Linked DNA regions of Homo sapiens: region 1 is linked to region 2. A link is an interaction called in ENCODE POLR2A ChIA-PET data of the cell type or tissue named here. Cell type or tissue: A673. All regions are shown on one strand.

Region 1 (2,500 bases), 470 kb before region 2:
CTCAGGGACCAGATAGGTAGCACTGATGAGCAAAGGCGTGAGTGCAAGACAGGGGGGATGGGAAGCCTGTGGTGCCTGCAGAGCCCACACCACCCAGGGAGAGGTGTTCACATCCAGAGACACCTGCAGCCTTGGGCTGGCTAAACCAACCTTTCTGCAGGCTGGATTAGGCCCTTAGACTGCATCTATGGGACCTCTGTGTTAGAGCAATGGTTTCCAAACCTTTGAGGATGGGGACCACTTTTCAAAGTAAAAAATCTGAGGTTTCCCAATATAGTCATTTCATATCTATTGATTAAGAAAATTTACCGGGCATGGTGGCTCACACCTTTAATCCCAGCACTTTGGGAGGCCAAGGTGGGTGGATCACTTGATGCCAGGAGTTCAATACCAGCCTGGCCAACATGGTGAAACCTCATCTCTACTAAATAAACAAAAATTAGACAGGTGTGGTGGTGTGTGTCTGTAATCCCAGCTACTATAGAGGCTGAGGCACAAGAATCACTTGAACCTGGGAGGTGGAGGTTGCAGTGAGCCGAGATTGTGCCACTGTACTCCAGTCTGGGCAACAGAGCGAGACTCCATAAAAAAAAGAAAAGAAAAGAAATTCATAAGAACAAAAAGTTTTGATGCATTATTGTAATGTCTGAAAATGAATTTCATTTTACCCACTGAGCCTGGTGCTGCAAACATGAGATTAAAGATAGAATAGCCCTTCCCCTGGTCTAATGGGTGAAGTAACCAAGTAAACAGGTGATCAACAAAGATTTTTTGTTGATATAAAAAAAAGTGAGACATGGTGCTGTGTGGTCACATAGGAAGGGCATCTAGCTAAATCTTGGCAGAGTTCAGCAACAACTTCCGCAAACATGTGGCAACTTAGCACATCTTCGTGACTAAGGTGTAAGTGGCAGTTGGCCAGAACTTGGTATATGTGGGGGTATTTTAAGGTAGAGAGAAGAGCATATGCAAAGGTTCTGTAGTGAGAGGACAGGTTTCCCTCCAGGAAATGAGTAGATCAGTACTCAGTACAGCTAGAATAGGGTGAGGAGAAACAGAGATAGAGAGAAAGAGAAAGAGAGAGGAGGGAGAGTGAGAGAGAGAGTTAAATCTAGAAAGGAATGCAAAGGACAATCATTGAGCAATCTATATGTGTTATCCTCACGGCATATTTACATGGCTCTAAATTAAGGATCACATGACTATATAAATCTTAGCAAGCTGGCAAGAATTCCAAGTCTCCCTTAGGTTGGAGCTTCACACTTTAGAAACCAAATGCACAGCAAAAAGAGCTATATAGCTCAGTAGTATAATAGTTGGTCAGGGCTGCCATAACAAAGGACCACCAACTGAGTGGCTTACACAATAGAAATTTAGTGTTTCACAGTTCTAGAGGTTAGAAGTCTGAAGTCAAGGTATTAGCAGAGTTGGTTCCTTCTGAGTGTAGTGAAGGAAGGATCTGTTCCAAGGTTCTCTTCTTGACTTGTTGATAGCTGTCTTCATGTTTACATTGGTGTTCTGAACCCTGTATAAGTTTCTGCCTCTAATTTTTATAAAGACACAAGCCATATTGGATTAGGGCCTATCCTAATGATTTCATTTTAACTTGATGACCTCTGCAAAAACCCTATATCCAAAATAAGGTGACATGCTGAGGTGACATGCTGAGGTACTAGGGGTTAGGACTTCAACACGGGAATTTTGTGAGAATCAATTCAACTCTTAAGACCCAGGTTAAGTTGCTCAAATGGGGCTGGGGGACCCAGAGCATTTGGTAAGGTGTCAGAGGTTCTTGGGTACCTGGAGGGCAGCAGGATGAGGAGACACAACAAAGGAGGAGGAGAGGAGTGAAGGGGCTGTGGAGTCCAGACTTGGCTCTTTTCCTACTCTTGCCTTGATTTGGCCCAACTCCACAGTCCTTGAAAGGCAGGCTGTACCCAACCACAGGGAGTAATCATTGCTTTTTACAGATAAGGAAGAGGTTGAAGTCACTTCCTTTCTCTGCCTTTGCACTGTCTAACAACCATCTTGCTGATAAAGAAGATCTCCAAATAAATTCCTCCCTCTTGTCATGGGAAAGCCTAGTCCAGACTCAATTTTGACTTTGGATCTTTGAAGAGATTCACCTAATTAATTTCTCACAAGGGATGTGGTCTTCACTTCCTTGCCTCCCCAAGCAAATAGTCTCCTTCCTTGGGGCTCAGCCTAGCTTAGGCTGTCATAATTTTGTACTGTCAAAAAGATCCCTTAGAAATAGCCACCTATCCATTCAATGTGGGCAAAAAGAAATCAAATGAAACAAACACAAAGAAGGCAGATTCCAGTTCTGTACATGGAGCTCCTTAAGAGAGGGCAGTTAATAAAAACCAAACTACTTGAGGGGGATTTTGATACTTATTTTTTAAGGCTTGTTTAGGCACAACAGAATCAAAGTTTCTCTGTGCCTCTGTGGGCAGCATCTTATTAATTGTCCTGAGGAATTCTCTGTAAAATGTCTGTT
Region 2 (2,500 bases):
TGAGAAGTGAAGACCATCTGACTTCCTATAGAATTATTCAGCCTTCCTCAGGCAAAGGCTGCCTCCAGAAGGCTCGGAAGCTGCAAAAGTCTACGTTGACCCAAGATGGTAAAGCATTTGAACACACATATGGGATATGCACTTATTTACCATGTACTATGTTCAATTTAAAGAAAATAAATGCAAAGGCAGGAACCACGAACAAATAGAGGGTACGATTTTCCATAATTGCAAGGAGACTTAGGTAATGCTCTATGCGGTGTTTGATTTAAAATGTTAAAATATTAACAGAAGTTTTCTACAGCAGAGTGTTCCTATCACAGTGAAATGACTCATAAGAATGCTAAATTCAAACCAGATGGGCACAAACATTAACTGAAAAAAAAATCAGATATTTAGGGGTCAGCATGGGTCTTCATAAAAATGAAGACCTTGTCTGAGTTATTGAAAAATGAACTTTCAGTGATAAAAAAGAAAACAAGAGAAAATAGTAGTGACTTTATTTTAATTATACAAGCCACTGTCAATTAGAAGAGCTAACATTTACAAAACTTTGTATTGCCATTTTAATTTGAAAAAGATGACTATGGTGGTCTTGAGACTTCAGATAAACAGGGATGTCAGTATCTCCTTTATAGCCAGAGTCAGGGACTCATTAGTTCAACTATGTGCCATGCTAATAGTCTACCAGAATCTCCTCGCTTCTCACCGAGAAAGAACCATCATTGAAGATTTGTGTAGTAGAGAAACCTCCAACCATCAATCTGTGGCATAATGCCAGCCTTTGCTCTTCCTTCAACAGACCACAGAGGAAAATTCTCATTCCTGGGTCAGACATCCCACCAAATCTCCTCTGCTCTCTTGTTAAAAATATGTTTTCTTGCATTTCTCCTTTTTTATTTGTTCCTCCAGAGCTTTTTACCATTTGCAGATTGTCTGCAACATGTGCTGGGTTTAAATGTGTACATACCCTACAGAAAGAAAAATATGCGGGCTCAGAATTAATATTGTTTTTGACTTATAGGGAAATTCCAGTTGTGTTTAACTTGGACTGTGGGATCCAGGAACTTTACAGAGAGGAGAAACCAATGTGTTTTGAGCAAAAATGTGTATGGGGAGTTCCCTACTGTTTTGTTGCTGGAATCTTGGACAACACAGAGAAAAATGACAAGCACATAATTTAGTCTGGCAGCCATACCACTCTGTGCTGTGAGCCTGTCAGTTCTTTCTAGCTAAGTAAGTGCTGGCCTGCTTTGGTGCAAGGATGAGAGACCTCCCAGGAACAAGTAGGTACTTCAGGAGATGGTGTTTCGCATTCAGTAGGTGGCCTCTCCTCTCCGGGTCCATGTGAATCGATGCCCCGCGTGGTGTTAGGGGGCACTGTCTGCACTGAGCTGTTTACCTTTTGTATGAAACTTAAAACCACAGACCTAACCATTTGTGGTCACCAGAGATCTTATGGCAGACTTTCTAAGAGCAGTTGTGTTAACTCCAGAATCCTGGCCGGAGTCCAACTAAAGTAATTACATTCTGCCTCCCTAAAATACCCCCTGCAGTTTCAATTGAATACAATAGTCTTAGCCCTCTGTCTCAAAGCTGGGCATGATATTAGGATTCCATGCAGGAACAGCCTGTGATTCCATGCTAAAAGAAGTGATTCCCCAATCCTCACCAAGGTGTAGTGATGCTTAATTAATTAGTGCTCATAAAAGCCTGCGGAGAACCACAGTTTCAAAGTGCTCACAGTATGCAAAGTGGCAGGAATGTTCACATGTTCATCTGTCTGTAAAAGCCAGCAGTCAGTGTGGTCTCAGACTGCCTTCACAGAAGCAGAAATTCAGGACAAGGGAGGTAGGGTTGTGTCCCATTGCCCTCTGGCCTGGAAATATATCTGGAGCAGTGTGCTCAACTCTGGAGATGCACTTAAAAAGGGTACCTCATCTAGGTAGAGCAAGTCCTCAGAGGCCATCAGAATGAGGAAGGATCTAGAAATGATGTCATATGAGGGATGGTTAAAGGAACTTGGGGCGTTTAGCTAAAAAGGAAGGAAGGAAGGAAGGAAGGAAGGAAGGAAGGAAGGAAGGAAGGAAGGAAGGAATCCATTCACCAAGACCAAATTCAAGTCTATCAGATGAAATGCAGTCCTCCAAGGACTCATTTAGTCCTCACTGTCTGTAGCACTAATTTGGACCTTTTCACAGGCTCTTATTGGCTATCTAATTAATTCTGAATGTCTTCTCTCGTTCAACATGTGTCTAAGACTTCCCAGAGCAGGCACCATGCTTGATAGGTCGTATCTGTAGTAGTGGTAAGCAAAGTAAATTCAACTCAGTCCTTTGCAGGAGCTGTTTATTAAGAACCTGTGACATGTGTGCTGGGTGTACAAAGATGACTAAGATAAACCTGCCATCAAGTGTGACTTCTAACTGTATGGCATAAATTATAAAAGAACAGATAAATAAAAGAAAGAAAAAAATCCCACCAAGTTAGAAGGTTCAGG

The links. ChIA-PET counts read pairs that join two places held together with the same protein. Peaks named below come from ENCODE experiments on the same cell type or tissue, not always from the same donor. Only the 100,000 strongest peaks of a DNase experiment are listed, where the experiment ranks them.
Region 1: POLR2A ChIA-PET joins it to region 2 with 8 read pairs; 2 of 35 experiments call an interaction of 5 or more read pairs at or near these places.

Annotation. Positions count from the first base shown.
Region 1 is chr12:65,595,775-65,598,274 of GRCh38, forward strand. All of the region lies in intron 1 of MSRB3-AS1 (MSRB3 antisense RNA 1), which reads right to left. Among named protein-coding and RNA genes, the nearest start is that of LINC02454, 5.8 kb to the right of the region's middle. In A673, no CTCF peak of the experiment used is centred here; no DNase peak of the experiment used is centred here.
Region 2 is chr12:66,065,037-66,067,536 of GRCh38, forward strand. It overlaps the pseudogene RNA5SP362. Among named protein-coding and RNA genes, the nearest start is that of LINC02425, 35 kb to the left of the region's middle. RefSeq lists an enhancer at 1,618-1,727. In A673, a CTCF peak has its summit at 1,366; DNase peaks (open chromatin) are centred at 95, 765, 1,505, 2,145 and 1 weaker place; H3K27ac peaks cover 2,500 bases.